2 separate regions of the Mus musculus genome follow, and region 1 is linked to region 2. The links are chromatin loops, found by intact Hi-C in ENCODE. Cell type or tissue: heart. All regions are shown on one strand. Each heading gives the region's core, and the rest is flanking DNA. Links, peaks and the distances in the headings are about the cores only.

Evidence for each region. A loop is a pair of places that touch in the nucleus more often than their neighbours do. Peaks named below come from ENCODE experiments on the same cell type or tissue, not always from the same donor. Only the 100,000 strongest peaks of a DNase experiment are listed, where the experiment ranks them.
Region 1: a loop joins it to region 2, with 2.5 times the contacts of the local background. A loop is called at or near these places in 2 of 42 quality-filtered maps.

The regions. Positions count from the first base shown.
Region 1 is chr2:158,624,525-158,632,792 of GRCm38, reverse strand. It overlaps Actr5 (ARP5 actin-related protein 5), which reads right to left and starts at 7,880. Exons shown (of 9, transcript NM_175419.4): 1 at 7,277-7,880; 2 at 6,237-6,466; 3 at 4,567-4,736; 4 at 1,113-1,330; 5 at 339-521. The coding sequence starts at 7,651. In heart, for the core only: CTCF peaks have their summits at 3,186 (motif pointing right) and 7,875; a DNase peak (open chromatin) is centred at 7,902; H3K4me3 peaks cover 1,393 bases; H3K27ac peaks cover 906 bases.
Region 2 is chr2:158,405,584-158,413,910 of GRCm38, reverse strand. Ralgapb (Ral GTPase activating protein, beta subunit (non-catalytic)) reads right to left here and starts at 4,058. Exons shown (of 30, transcript NM_001291138.1): 1 at 3,808-4,058. In heart, for the core only: a CTCF peak has its summit at 4,221; DNase peaks (open chromatin) are centred at 3,400, 3,430 and 4,100; H3K4me3 peaks cover 2,246 bases; H3K27ac peaks cover 1,668 bases.

The DNA.
Region 1 (8,268 bases), core at 1-8,000, 220 kb before region 2:
TGGTATCGTTCTAGAGTTTAAAGCAAGCCGACTCAATGGCTTGGGGGCTGGGGGGTAGCGTGAATGGTGGTAGAGTACCAGGCTCTGACTCCCAGCACCCCATTAGCCGATCATGGTGGCAGCACACACTTAAAATCCCAGCACTGGGGAGGCAGAAGCAGGAGGATCAGAAGTGCAAGGTCATCTCGGCTACATGCTAGGCTCAAGGCCAGCGTAGCCCTTATATGAAATCCCATCTCAAAAAGAGGAAGCTAAGGCTGGGTAGATGGCTTGGTGAGTGAACGCACTTGTCACCAAGCCTAAGGGACCAAGGGGCTTCCCTCCCCAGGCCCAGTCACCTCTGGCTTGCTGTCTACCACATCCACCTCCAGGCTGGCTTCGGCCTGCAGGATTTTCTGTTTGGCCTGCTCCACCGCCAAGGTGAGCTTCTGTATGTAGGACTGCAGTTCTTCTGGGGAGTCCATGTTCAGCTCGATCAGAGCTTTGTGAAACTGGTCCATCTGTCCTTCCTCTAGGAGCTCCTAAAACCAGAGCAGTCACAAGTCACTCTCAGAGACGGGCAGTGTGGTCATCAACAAAGGGAAGGCAGCTAGGAAGCCAGCAGAAGTGCAGGCGGGGGGCCCTAGTCAGTCCCCAGCAGAACTGCCCTGCAAGCTCCCACCACACTCCTACCCGCCCTCCTCTCCAGCTGTCTGGGCCTGCTAGCATCGCACACCGCTTTCAGCACTACTTAATTAGGCAAAACTAATCTAAGTTGACAGACATCAAAGAGGGAAGAAGTCACTGAGAGGAGATGACAGCTGCTCCTCAATCTGGCAGCAGGGGCAGTGTTACTTTGTGACATTCACAGGGAGGCCCACCCTAAGGTATGTGCATGCTGCACTTAATGGAAAAGTTCAAAAACAAGAAAATGAATCAATAAACAGAGCTTGAGTCCACAGCTCTCTACAGCCACTTGCTGCTGTGCATGCTAACCATCTCCATGATTCTGGTCTCTGGACTCCCTAATTCAAGGTGACAACAGCCAATGCACATTATGTCTAAGGGAACCAGACAGGAAGAGAGCACCTCGCAGAGCAAGGCCAGGGTCCAGCGCCACAGACATCACCTGCCTGCACATACAACAGCCGCTCCAGCCGCTCCTGATCCAGCTGCAGCTTCTCCTCCCTCCGCCGGGCGTTGAGCTCTTGCAGCCGGCGCAGCTGCTGCTGCCGCCGCTCCTGCTTCTCCTCCGCCGTCAGTGTGCTGCCCAGGAGCTTGCTGGAGAACGGGAGCTGCATCTTGTGGACATTGTTCTCGTAGTAATCGGGACACTGCCACTTCTGCAATTCTTCAAACAAACAGTTTAAGGGAGTTAGAGAACAATGAAGTGAAAAGTCGATGCCAGCCATGAGTGGACGAACTCTGAACCTCTGAACACACCCAGGCACACAAAGACCTGCTGCGAGGGTCTGCAGACAGAAACCACACAGGAAAGCTGGAACTGCCAGAGCAGGGGAAAGACTGTTAAACTCACGGGCTGACTGCCTCATGAGTGCCTTAAAACTTGATCGATAACTGGAACTAAAACTAGTAACATCACTGTCTGACCAGCTCCCAGCGTTCACAGGGTTAATATGGGAGACACTTTAACTCAGAAGCCTAGGGCTAACACTGCTACCCTGACCAATACTTAATCTACACAGATGAGGAAAAGCTATGCATGCCTGAATTCTCTAGTAACCACCTAAGTAATACAGGCACAAGGGGGAAAAAAAAAGTCTAGCTGACCAAGGTGATGTTCACCTTGAACCCCAGGAACTAGTTCACAGATCTCTCAGTTCAAGCTAAGCATGGACTATACAGTGAGCTCCGGGCCAGCCAGAGCTCACAGTGAGAGCCTGCCTCAAAAGTAAAATAAAAGGAATCCAATAACCTAAAAAGCAGAGAAAAAAGGACAAGAATAAAATAGTAATGCCGAATTCAAACACAAATACACTAACTGCAAACGGTCCCAGCACACACAGGAGGCTGCTGAGGGGCGCAAGGCCCAGCTGCCATCCCCATGGAAAGAGTAATGAACATTTATTATAACACAACCACAAGCGCATCTTGATGACATTGACTAAGTAGATCAGAGGTAAAGGGATACAAGCAGGGGATGGTGGCGCCTGCCCCCAATCTTAACACTTGAGAAGAGGAGGCAGAAGGATTGAGAGTTCAAGGTTGTCTTCACACATTCAAGGGAATTTTGAGGTTAGCCTGAGCCACACGAGACCCTGTTGCTTAATAAATGAAAGGAAAGATATGCCAATGTAAACTGCATTCAAAAGAAAGCTGGGTGCCTTGTTGCCAATGTTATTTTCAGATAAGATCTCACTATGGATACCTGGCTAGCCTGGAATTTACTAACAGGCCAGGCTGGCCTCAAACTCAAAATCCACCTGCCTCTGCTTCCCTAATGCTGTGATTAAAGGTGTGTCTAAAAGAAAAAGAAAAAGAAATAAAATGAAATACACTACAGAATGACAAAAGGTCAGCTGACAGGAAGCTATGACCATGTTAAATATGAAACTAACAAGACAAAGTCACAAACTGACAGCACACTCTGACAGATCTGGGCTGGGAGCACAGTTCAGAAACACGCGTGCTCATCTTGTCAATGTTGTCCTCAGTGACAGAACAGAGGAGAAGTGGGGACGCCCACCACCACTCCTAGTGGCAGCAACACACTCCTCCCAATTATCAACAGGACTAGTAGAAGGCAGGTGACCAAGTGCTGGCCACCATCACCACCAGACACCAAAGGACACCTGAACACCAAAGCCACAAGAGCACAGTGCACGCTCTTCAGGTGTGTGAGGAACTTCTGCCAAAGATGACGACATGCCGGGTCATGCAATAAACAAGCTTAGCAGACATCAAACAAAGTCCTTTCACTATAATGGGACTGAACCAATGATAAATCACAGGAAGGCATTTCACAACATATTTGTAAGCAATCACTTAAAGAAATTAGAAAATATTTGTAAACTCAGTAACAAGTAAGGAAATTTATCAAAACCCATGGGATGCGGACACAGCAGCAGCACTGAAAAGGGAAACACACAGAATCAAATGCTGGTTGGTTTGTTTACTTATTCTGTGCAGGAGTGTTTTGCCTGCATTTGAACAGGAACTACCTGCATGGCTCATGGAAGCCACAAGAGGGCATCAGCCCCCCTGGATCTGGGATTACATATGTTTGTGAGCTAGGACTACATAAACAAAAGCAAAAATAAGCTAGTATCAAAGTATATCAAGAAAAGGGAGCCCACACTCACAAATTCTCTTTCCATGTCTATCTCCCCAGTTTCTTTGTACCTCATAAACCACAGGTGCTTAACAAAAGTGCTCTGAACACACAGCTTGTAAACACCACTTAATTCTCCGAATATGGTTAAGATGAACCCTTCAATTGGGAAGCTGAGACAGAAGAGCCAGACATGTGACGTTAGGCTGAGCCTACACAGGAGACTGTCTGAAAGGAGAGAGGGCGAGGGGTGCAGGGAGGAAAGGCTGATGGTAAATTTTATGTCTTATGGTTTGTTTGTTTGTTTTTAAACACAATTAGGATTACTTTTTGTATGCCTCTGTGTAATTTTTTTTTTTTTTTTGGTCTCTTTAAACACCACTTCTTTATATTTTCTGTGTATGCGCGTGTTTAAGGGCACTATGTACATGCCCACTGAAACCAGTAGAGAGCAGCAGATCCCCTGAAACTGGAATCAGGGATGATAGTGAGCCACTCCTAAGGAAACCCAGGACCTCTGCAAAAGCAGCAAGTGCTCTGAGCCATTCATCCTTCCGCCTGCAGGTTGGTTTCTTTGAAGCAGCATCTCACACAGTCTTTGCAGGCTTTGAGCTCACTGTGACACAAAGATAACCCTGCATATCTGATCCTCCTACCTCCACCCTGAGCGGTGGCAGTGACGCCTTTAATCCCAGCACTTGGGAGGCAGAGGCGGGCGAATCTTTATGAGTCTTTGGCCAGCCTGGTCTAAGAGTTGAGTTCCAGGACAGCCAGGAATATACAAAGAAACCTGTCTCAGAAAAAAGCAAACCAAACCAACAAACAAACCAAAAGATTGAGATACTTAGAGGCTAAGGCAGGAAGATGGAGGATCTGAGACCACACTGAGGGACAGTGGCCAGCCTGAGCTATATAAGGAGACTCTGACTCAAAAAGAAAAGTTCAGGATATGTGGGAGACTGAGAGGTGCTCTGACATCACTCTAAGGATGTGAGATAAAGCATTTTCAATTGGTGTCAAACTTTTTTTTGGCTTTTTAAGACAGGGTTTCTTTGTGTAGCCCTGGCTGTCTTCGAACACTGGACTCCACAGAGGCAAACTGCAAAAGCTATGTTGTGTGACGGGACAACATAGTTTATGTTTATGACAATTAGTTTACTTAATACTCTCACCATGTGAGCACCGAAAGCAGAGGTGGATCTGAGCGAGCAAGAGTCAAGGACCCTTCACGGTCAACAGAGTTGGAAACCTGGAGCAAGTTCCTCTGTATCACCCGCCATGGCCCCCTGTGTCACCTGCCCCGTAGTCCTCGGCAATGTAGCTATGCTCCTGCAGGATCTCCTCCATGCGGCTGAGTGTGATGGCTGCCAGGTGGCCTGGATACTTCAGCTGGAGAAGCCGCTGCAGGTAGCCAGCTGCCTGACTTCCTCCAAGATTGATGCGCTTGCAGTTTTTGGCATCGAGCCTATACCGAAGTAATAAAGAACAACACTGAGAGTCAATGCAGCAGAAAAGACAAAATGTAGACCATCTTGGAAAGCAGAACTGAATTCAGACAAAGGGGCAGACTAGACTAGTGGAGGGTGAGGACACCTAAAACCATATCAGGAAGATTCCCTTGGTTCAGCCTCTTACCCAACGCCAGAACTCCTACTGCAGACCCCGGCATGTGGCCCTTTAGCTTCTACCGCAGAAAAGCGGTTTAGGCCAGTAGTGGCACATGCCTTTAATCCCACCACTTGGGAGGCAGACACAGGCAGAGGCCAGCCTGGTCTATAGAGTGAGTTCCAGGGCTATGTAAAGACCCTGTCTCAATTTAAAAAACAAAACAAAAAACAGTTCAGTAGGATGTCTAAGTGACATGTGACAAGTGTGTTCTTCTGGGGGCTCCTGGGAACACGTAGCCTAGAAATAATAATAATAAAATGGTCAAGCAGGCCAATCCCAAGGGCTACTTGCTCTGGGCCTTAAGAGTCTGATTTCACAAGCTTCCTGGGAACTGCTTCTCTCCACAATCAGACGAACAAGCACATACATGCTGGCTGGTAAAGGGACCAGAGCCTCATCTTAGCAGGGCTGCAAAGCTAAGCGTCCACGCTAGAGCCAGGGCTCGCTGCCTGCGGCACACAGCCCTTCTGGCAATGTGGGAACTTTTAAGGGCACAATGCTAGCTTCATCACACAAGAAAATAAAACAAAACTAAACTCAGACATGAACAGACTAAAACCATCTCTGTCTTTTATTCTACTAAACAGTTCTAGAATTGCCTAGTATGTATTAGGCAATGTAACCAAAAATAAAAGGTATGGACAATATGAATTAAAGAGTTGGCAGTGCAAGTTTTTTTTTTGGGGGGGGCAAAAAAATCTTAATTAAAAATTAACTCCAGAATACCAAGATGGTCTAAATTAAATGATTCAACTAAGAGAAAGGGAGATGGCCCAGCAGTAAAGGCACTTGCTGTCAAGGCTGAGGACCTCTGAGTTCAATTCCTAAGACCCACATGGTGGAAACAGAGAACCAATGCCCTTATACAGTTCTCTGCTTCCAGCTTCCTGTCAAGCACTGTCAAATCCAGACAGACAGACACAGGTGTGCTCCTGCATGCATAAGCACACACACAAATTTTAAGAAGAAAGAAAGAAATATAATGGAATAACTTACTCAAACCATGCTTACTGAATGCCTCCTATGGGCAGGTATCATGTTAACTGTTCCCCCATAAATCAGAATTGTAACACTGTATAACTGTCAATCAGACATAAGACCAACTTGAAGTCCCTCCAGGAGGTCCCAAAGGGCAGGTAGAGTAACTTCTGAAGGCACTCACTGATGTAGGTCTGAGCCCAGCTCAGTTAAACCACCTAGCACTTCCCAGACTTTCCAACAGGCACCTTTTACGTCCCATGATTCCAGGCAGCCCTAAAACGATGCTTCTCCCACACAATGCCACGGCACAGCTCACCTCCCTTCCAAGACCGGTAAGATGTGTGTGCACTGGTAGCCGGATGAAATGATGAGGCCGCTGGAAAGGGCATTCTTGGGCACGTTGTGGTAGAAGCTGAAGAGGCTGTCTATCCCATAGGCAACCTTCGGGATCCTGTAGCATTCGAAAAGGAGCTCCGACATCATTTGACGGGAGTAGAGGGGGTTACACACAGCCTCTGTCAGAACTATGGGATGATCAACGCAGCCCTACTTTGAAAGACAAGCACAAAGAGACAAACGGAAGCATGCATGAAATGCAAAAATAACCCCAAATCCTTACGCAGGACAGAATTTACTTTTGAACTCTAATTTAAAACACGAGGTCGTGGAGGGAGACACTCAAGGCCAGACACGAGGACTAGAGAGAACACATTAGAACCCAACTCTGTTTCCCAGCACCTAATCTCTGACTCCAGTCACAGAAGATCACCTGCCTAAGGCACCTACACTCTTGTACACATTCTCACACATATAACTTTGAAATAATACATCTTTTAAAAGGTGCTCACGGGCCATTTTAAAGAATACATTTCATCTCTATTGGAGATTATTTTGGGAAGCCAAAATAACATGATCAATTTAAGCTTTTCGTAGGTCTGTCTGTCTGTTGGTTTTTTGTTTTTTTAAGATAAGGTTTCTCTGTGTAGCCCTGGCTGGCCTTGAACTCACAAACATCTGCCTGCTTCTGCCTACCGAGTGCCCGGATTAAAGGGCCGTGAACCCATGCCCGGTTCATTTTAAGTTTATTAAGTCAAGCTTTGGCTAAACTGTTAACTGATAAACCCCGTTGGTTTTATCTTCAAAATACTTCCAGGATCGGACTGGTGCTGGTAAAACTCATCTCACTTGGACTATTGCAAACTGGACCCTTGTGCCTGAGACAGCCCATCCTCTGGAAGATAAAGACTTCGTGGTGTACCCTTAGCTCCTAGCACAAGGCTGACGAACTTGTGTTCAATACCCTACTGCCTGGCATGACGGCTGAAGCCGAGCGCGCCCTGCCCGGCAGGCCCTCACCTGCGAGGAGACGCCGAGGTGCTGGAAGCTGTAGTCCAGCAGCAGTTCCTGCAGTTCCAGGTTGACCGGGACGTTGCGATCGAAGGGCGAGCGCAGCATCCAGCGCAGAGGCTCCAGGCTTCCCAGCGCGTTGCCCACCTGCGGCCCCGGCCCGCCGCGCGCCCCGCCGCGGCCGCGCGCACACACGGCGCGGAACTGCAGGCGAGGCTCGGGACCGGGGTCCGGCCCGGGGCACGCCCACCCGGCCCGAGCCTGGAACGACCCGTTGTCCAGCACCAGAGGCACCGGCTGCGACCCGAAGGCCACCGGCCCGGCTTCGAGCACGGGATCCGGAGCAGAGCGGGCATCTCGGAAGCGGAACACGTTGGCCTCCATCTTGGCCAGCGCCGGTCCCGCCCCGAAGCCGAGTGCGTCACGAAACCCCGGGCCGCGTCTGAGTCTCTGGGCCCCGAAGCGTCCGGAAGCCTCCTCCTTACGGGAGGACTCGCTGGTTTCAGCACCTGATTCCCGCCTGGCGCTCCAGAACTTTCTGTGGGTTTCTATTCCCCGCTGATCCAGGCCTCAAGTCCAACCGTAGCTCCAGCTTGTCCGCAACAGCCTCCTTGTGGCCACGCCTCTTCGCGCTAACTGGCTGTCCACGAGCCCCGCCCCCAGCTCCGAACATGGAGGCGTAGCCACGCCCCTTGCTCTAACTAAGGGACCAAAGGCTCCACCCACACTGGGCTGGACTCCGCCCCTCCCTGTCCCCTTACTCTCCCTTGGTCTCTGTCTGCATAGCCTTGCAGATCTAGCCCTTAGTTTTGTGACCGTGTTAAGCTAATCTCCTTCCCCTTTGACTTCTTTTTCTGTTCATTTGTTTATTTATTGCGTGATGGGTGTGGGAGCGTGCCAAGATGCCTGTTCTCTTCACCCAATAGGTTCCAGGGATGGAACTCAGGGCCCTCAAGGGCCCAGTCAAACTCCAAACTCTGAGGTACTACTAACTTCAGTTT
Region 2 (8,327 bases), core at 110-8,109:
TAGTCTTAAATGCATAAATACAAATTACACTGTTCAGCTTTCCCATTCCAATCGCCTGTCAACAAAGAGTATGTCACATGAGGGACAGCAGGGACCACATGGAAGAGGACACAGTCTAGGGGAAAGGCTGGTGTTTCCAGTCCTGAGTAGCCTAGAAGCTTTAGCACAATCTATCTATAAAAAGTTAAAACTGAACTATGTAGATACTACCTCTAAAACATCTTGGAAAAAGGAGGTGAGATAGGTTCTCACTATACACCTCAGGGTGGCCTCAACCTTGTCCCAATCTGCCTGCTTTATCAGAGATTAGAGGTGTGAGCAGAACAGCCAGCTTAAAACTTTATCTTATACAACAAGAACCAGTCATTCTGTCTAAAAGATCTTTGTCCATGTCCAGAACAACACTGGCAGGTTCCTCAATTCAGACACAACTCTTGCCAAAGTCATAGGTTACTGTGATTACAGCTACTTTTGGTCACTAACTGAGCGTGTGAACATTTTCACCCATACAGTGGAAGTCAACTAAAAACTTTAACCTCAAGCTTTAAAAAACTGACTTTCTTCCACGTGCCAAGACTAGAACTGGAAACTCTGTCTGTATCTGATAAGAGAACAAGGCCAAGTTTCTTGAGAGGCTAAATTTAACACCTTTCATCCCATCACTTTCTCTATTAGCCTCAGCCTAAACACCAAGCAAACCGTATATAAGAGACAAGAGAACCTTCCCCTAACAATACTATACTGTTAAAATTACTTTATGAAATATGTATTTTTATCCAATCTATACACATCACATTTAACTGGGGAGAAATATCCCATCTAGGCATGCTGGTATAGGCCTGCAATCCCAGCTACTTAGGAAGCTGAGCCAGAAGGACCCTAAATTCAAGGCCTGCTTAAGCTACAGACTAAGTTCAAGGTCAACCCAGATAGCTTGGTATGACCTTGTTTCAAAATAAAAAATTATAGCTAGGTATGGTGGCACATGCCTTTAATCTCTCAGGAGGTAGAGACAACAAACCTCCATGGGTTCAAGAACATCATGGTCTACATAGCCATTTCTAGATTAGCCAGGGCTACATAGTAAAACAGTATTCAGAAAAAATAATAAAATTGAATTTAAAAAAATGTATACACACACACATATAAAATAAAATGGGAATCAAAACACAGTGGTACAGCACTTGCATAGAAGGTCTGTACTCAACCCCCAATACCAATATAAAAAGATAGGGGTAGGGGGACTCTTCATTGTAAACAAACTTCTTCATAATGACCTTATAATATTTAATCTACTTAATCTCATACGGCTTTAAGAATAACCAAGAACAAAGAACTAGAGAATTGACTCAGTGGTTAAGAGCACTTACTGGCTGCTCTGGCCGAGCACCCACGTTCAAGTTCCAGCAACTGCATGGAACCTGAACACAACCCTCTGTAACTTCAGTTCCAGAGGACCTGACACCTTCCTCTGGCCTCTGCAAGCACCAGACATCCAAGTAGTGCACATACATGCATGCAATCAAAATGCCCATAAACATAAAAATAAATTTTACCAAAAAAGGGGGCGGTACTAAAAACAGAAGCAATGAGAATTATTGCACTGACTTCCTTTAAAACTGGTAAGCATGTGCAGCAATGGCAGTTCAGACATTATGTAATAAACTACACCGAGTCTGTATTGTTGCTCTGATACAGAGCTGACTGTCTCCCATCAGATGGGATGAACTATAACTGCGTGCGTTGATACATACAAGGCAATAGCATCTAGACAACACTTCTTTTAGACAATGAGGAAAGGCCACATGCAAAACCCCAATGGCAATAAAAAGTCTCTCACTATAGAATAGACTGTCTACATGGAAGTTAACAATAAAATTCACCAATGTTCTTGTTTTGTTTGTTTTTGTGTGTTGATTGGTTGGGTGGAGGTTTGAGGCAGGCCTCTGTATGGAGCCCTGGCTATCCTGTCACTAACTCACTGTGCAGAGCAGGCTGGCCTTAAAGAGATACACCTGCTTCTTCCTCCTGAGTGCAGGGATTAAAGGCGTGTGCCACCTCACGCAGCTAAACCAACCAATGTTGCTGGAACATGGTCTTACATCGTGCCTTGTCATGGATAAGAATTCAACATTTTATTCATCTGCTGAATAAATGAATAAACTTAACTAGAGTATTCCTAAGGAAAAAGGAAAAAAAAACCCTAATGTTAAGAACAGCAAATATCTTTTATAAAAAAAGAAAACAGATGCCTCTGCGGCATGAGGTCTATGACATAAAGGGACTAAACACTATATTCAAAAAATGTTTGTCGGCCTCGATGTCAAAGTACTCCAAGAGGGAGAGACAGACAGACAGACAGACAGACACCAAGAAAAGCATGGTCCCTGCCATCAAAACCTTACAGAAGAGCTTAGGAGTACAACACAGAAAAACATGTGGTCAGCTACTCTACAATAATGCCAAGATGGGCAGGGCTCAGGGGAGGCAGAGGATCTTGAAGGGACTGTTGAGAGCTGGGCAATAGACAGAATTGATGCATATGAGAAGGTGTATGTGTTCGGGTAGGGTGCTGAGAAAACACGGAGGCCTGTCTTGTAGAAAGAACAGTGTATGCAAAAGTCCAGAGGCTAGAGAAACCATAACCATGAGTGCCGTATATTATGGGAAATTGTAAACCAACAGTTTTTGCAAGGAATGTATACATTTTTTTTAAAAGCTCTGCTAAGAATCCATAATTGGGTCTCACCCTCAAGGAGGCCTACCTACCAAAGGGGTGGTAGTCTGTGGATCTAAGGAAAAGTTCTCTCTTAGTGAACAGCTACCATCCTAGCACTCAGGAGGCTGAGGCAGAGAAATGGAGAGTTCCAGCAATAGAACAAGGGCGCGCTGGGGGGAAGGGAGTGACAATATGAATTTCTGCCAGTGGAATCCACGATCTTAACAAGCATCCTCCTGCACACATAAACTGGAGAGGCACTGTCAGACCTCTGAGATTACATGCTTTCACACTTGTCAAACCTCACTATAGCCCAGAACCACTAGGGGATCTCCGGAAAGACAAATACTAGAAAGATACTAGTATTTGTCTCCCCCTACCCTCTAGACATGGTGGTTTAATTAGTTTGAGGTGCTATGGCACCAGGAATCTTTTCAAAACTCCCCAAGTGATTTTTACCGTGCATCAAAGTTGGACATCCAATGACCTAATTGGTTAAGAACCTGGATCGGACTGTCAAGGCTGCTTGAGTTCAAATTACCCAGCTCTATGACCTTGGGCACCAAAGGCGCCCGATCGCTCTGGGCCTCGGTTGCCTGGTCCGTAGAATGGGGTAACAGTCCTGCCGTGCAGGGTGCTCAAATTCCCTATCTGGCCTGGGCCTGGCGGAAAGCAAGCATTTGCGGAGGGTGGCTGTTTACTCTCCTCGCAAGCGTCACCGTGCCCTGGGCAGTAGCATCCTCACCGGACGGCAGCAACTCCACCTGCCCCTCGGTGGACCGCATCCTCCCCGGAGTTGCCGCTGCCACTCCAGACCCGCCCCTGTCCCCAGGCTGCCAGGGGGGCGCTCCGCCAGTCCGACCCTCCCGGGTTCGCTCACACCCGGCAGAATCCGCGGGCCAGGACTGTGCTCCCGCGCCCGGTGCGGCCACTTCAGAACCCAGGAATGCGCCCGCCGACGCTCGGCCCCGGGAGCAGCGGAGGTTCAAAGAGCCCCTGCCTCAGTAGCTGCTGAGGAGAGGGAAAAAAAAAAAAAAAAGCACGGCGAGAGGGGAGGGTCCGGCCGCACCGCGCCGGCCGCCGCGTACCTGAGGCGACGGGCGGGGCCCGCATCGCTGGGCGGGCGCACCGCGGGCCGCACTCGGCCTGCCGCCTCACGCGACCCGCGCCATCCGGCCCGCGCTGCCACTGCCCCGGCCGGCCCTCCACCGGCAGTCAGTCCGTCCACCCGTCAGTGACTCTCCCAGGGCGCCCAGGGGACGACGAACACCGGTCGCTTGGCCGGCCGGCTGGGCTCCGTTCAAGCAACTTCCGACTGCCAGGGGCGGTGGCGTCAAATAATTCCCCAGCCGAAGGGACTACTGCGCCTGCGCGGCGCTGCTGACCCGCGACTTCTGAAGGGACCGAGTGGGCAGCGTCAAATAAGTCTCCGAGCCTGGAGCCGGAAGCTGCGCGTGCGCAGCCGTCCCAGAGGGCCGCGCGAAGCGCGATTGCCCACACCGCCCCCTTTCGGGCTTCGGTGGAGTGGGAGGAGTAAAGTGACGGACACTTACGTCATCGCGGTGCCAGCTCCAGAAGCAATCTGGCTTCTACATGTTCTTAGTGCAGAAGAGTAAGGGGCTTCTCTATGAAAAGTTGGCTACCATTCAGGCTAAAGGAATGTCTCACATCTCAGCATTGTAGCTCTTCCTTTGCCCAGCCCCTTATTACATGGGCGCAGCATTATTATGGGCAATGTCCTCGCCAGGCCTGACGTGCTTTAAAAGGATGATTCAGAACCTGTCACCAACGAGTTGTATCTGATCGGGGAGATAAGCTATTACTAACAAGAGATACAAGTTCGAGCACCTGCCATGCACCGGACGTTTTGCAAACAGTACCACTGTCAAGAATTTCGTTTCAACTTCCACGAGGAAAGTAACAACATTTTAGACGTACTCCCCACGTGTCAGGCTGAGAGGAAAGAGGGATGGAGACAGCTTCATAGAGAGCCTGGCCTTGTGACTGACCTTGGAACTCAGAGGTGGAGGGATCAGGGTGTTAGGCTGTGCAAAAAACACATTTGTATGGAAAGCAGAGAAAACGGTGACTGTCATCCTCAGAAGAGACCATGAACCAAGTAGGAGTGAAGAAGAAACTAGTGCCCTCGTAGAAGAGATAAAACAAGGATTCTTTAAGACCACAACCTCACCTACAGGAAGAGGGGAAGGGGTGGGTAACAATGTGCCAGGACAGTGTGTGGATGAAGCAGTAAAGTTCAATTAGACAGTTTTTGATAAGTGCTTTATCACATGGTCACTATTCCAAGCCCCTCTCTCCTTCCCACTTCTACACTACAGAGGCCAAAAAGCAAAGCCCCCTCCCCTGCTTGACAGCATACCAGTGAAACAAAGTTCTAGTCCATAAAGCATAAACCAAAGTTCCAAGGGAGACTTAGGATATAAAGGAAGTCCTGAGAAATTTTGTGTCCTTCAACTTTCCCCAACTTCATGATTGGAACCATGGTATAATACAATGCCAGGAGATGTGGCAGTCATTCTGAGATCTTGCAGAAGACTCTACTATAAATGTAAAACAAGGCAAAGAAACCTGCCTCTTTAGGACACACCAAGGAAACTGCATGGACTCTGTACTCCTTTCCTGCTTTAAAGAGGGTGGTGGGCCTTATTTATACCACAATCCATTGAGTTTTCTGTTACTTGCGACCACATTCCTAACACCGAATATTGAACATCTATGGAAGATCAGACTGATAGGGTTGAAGAGGAGTGGGTGATGGGAATTGGAAAAGTGACAGACACGGAGGACTGGGAATCTTTTTAAAGCACATGGAACTGCAGACATAGCTTAGTTGGTGGAGTATTTGCCTGGTGTGTTTGAGGTCCTGGGTTTGATTCCCAGTACTACACAAACCATATGTAGTAGCATATTCATCCTTGAACTTGTTACACAGAGTGCTTTGGGCCAGCTTGGGCTACATAAGGCCATGTCTCAAAATAAAAAAAAAAAAAAAGGACTTGGAAAAATGAAAATACCTCTAGTCCCTCCACCTTGAGAGTTTAATTCATGGCAGACTTAGTTCTTTAGTTTTTTTGTAGGGAAGCTACAGGGGAGAGAGGTTTCCATTCCTTTAAATGAGGGAAAGAAGTTGTGCTCAGTTCCAACTCGAGGCTCTCTTATCATTTTTATTTCATACACAAAAATGAACTGTTGTAAAAGAGAATAGAAGTAGAACAAATAGAAGTTTTAAAACTCCTAACTACCCAGCTAGGAAGTTTTTGGTTTGGGTTTGGTTTGGTTTTTTTTTTTACATTTTTTTAGAAATTTATTTATTTATTTATTTTATATCTATGAGTACACCATTGCACTCTTCAGACATACCAGAAGAGGCCATCAGACCCCATTACAGATGGTTGTGAGCCACCATGTGGTTGCTGGGAATTGAACTCCAGACCTCTGGAAGAGCAGTTAGTGCTCTTAACCCCTGAGCCATCTCTCCAGCCCCAGAAGTTTTCACATATATCTGTACCTCAGCTGCCATAGTACATACAAATGTGAACTGGAATTCTTTTCCACGTTATAACATGAAATTTAATCATGCTTTAATACTCTTTTTTATTGACACCTAGTAATTGGACGTGGTATACATATTTATAAAGTCCAGTGTGGCGTTTCAACCTATGCAAACAATGTATAGTAGACAGAAATGTGTAAGCAATGAACACTAGACAGAGCGCTTTAATTTAGTGTCTTGTTGCTGTGGTAAAATACTGATCAGCAGATTAGAGGAGAAAGGGTTTCTTTACCTCATAATTCCAAGTTACAGTCCATGATTTGTGTGGAAGTTGAGGCAGCAGGGACTCAATGCAGCCAGTCACATCGACAATCAAGAGCAGATAGAAATGGCATGCATGTTTACGCTGTCCTCAAGTTCACTCTTAGTCCAAGACCCAACCCTAGAGAATGGTGCCACCTACGGTGGGCTGAGTCCTCCTGCATCAATTAGTCAGTACAATCCCCACAGGCCAACCTGATCTAGACAATCTGTCCTTGAGACTCTTCTCAGGTGACTCTAGACTGTGACAAGTGGACAATCAAAACTGACCATCACACAGGGTAATTAGCGTATCTATTGTGTCATTGTTTGTGTTGAGAGGGCTCAGTTGCTCTTCGATGGGTATGTTGAAATATTTCATTAATTATTGTCATCCATGGTTTCCCACTGTGCAAGGAAGAACATAAGAAGTTTCTCCTCCATCTATCCTATGCATCTCAGCACCATTAGTTGCCCTCTCTCCATTTGACCCTCCCATGCCTTACTCTACTTTCAGGTTAATTTTCAAGCTGCCGTATTCATGCAGGGATGTAAAACTGCAGGCTACTACCTGTACAGTGCCTATGGTTATACATTATCACCCATGGAGAAAGCCATTGTGAAGACAGGCATTCAGGTAAAGCACTGAAAAAGCACTTCATAGATGTAGGCGCTGGTGTTGTAGACGAAGATTATAGAGGAAACGTTGGTGTCGTGCTGTTTAATTTTGGAAAACAGAAGTTTGAGGTGAAAAAAGGTGATCAGACTGCGCAGCTCATCTGTGAGCAGAGTTTTGATCCAGACTTAGAGGAAGTGCAAACACTGGATGAGAGAGGCCCAGGAGGCTTCGACTCTACGGGAAAGAATTAGAACTTTGCTTGAAGTATTTCGCTGTTTCAACACTGGAAACGGGAGCGTTAACTTTGGAAGCGTTTCATGCTCTAGGATGTAGGAAAGGAGACCTATATCACATTGGAATGATTCTGTTCTCTGCGGTCGATGGTGGCCTGAAAGTCTGCACTGTGAGGATGGCATTGACATGTAGACTTGGTAAAACTGAGGGTACAATTAGATTTGTTGTTGTTGTTGTTGTTGTTGTTGTATATTATACAGTTACAGCCCTCCAAGAACTGGTTTTGCTCTAATTGCTGTATCATTTGTAATTTTTTTTTATTCAATAAAGTTGAAGTCTTTAGCAGAAAAAAGAAAAAGAAAAAAAAAAGAAGAAAGAAAAGCGCTACCATAACATGGAAGTGCAAGTGTCCCTTTGGCGTCCTGATTTCAGTTCCTTTAAATGTGTCGCCTCCCACCCCTGAGGTCGTTTGAGTAGATATTTTTTCTGCTTTTTGAAAGAAGCTTTCCATAATGTCCGTACTGATTTACATTTTCTCCTTCAGTGTATGAGAGCTGCGTTTCTGTCTCACCAGTACTTTGTTACTCTTTATAATGTTTTTGTTTGTTTTGTTTTGCTCATGGATGTTTGCATGTGTGCATGTCTGTCTGTGCACCACTTTTGTGACTGGTGCCCAGGAAGACCAGAAGAGGGTCAGAATGAGTTACAGTTGTGAGCCACCGTGTGGGTCCTGGGAATCAAACTCTGGTCTTCAATCTCTTTTATAATAACCTTCTAAGTTGGGTAAGATGATGTCTTCCTGTGGTTTTCACGTAGTTCTTGAAAATTCCCCAATTAACTTTTTTTCATAGACTTGTTTGTTGGCCATTTGGCTAGTGGTTTTCTGTTTTGTTTTGTTTTAATGTCTACTCATATCATTTCCTCATTTTAAAATCAAATCC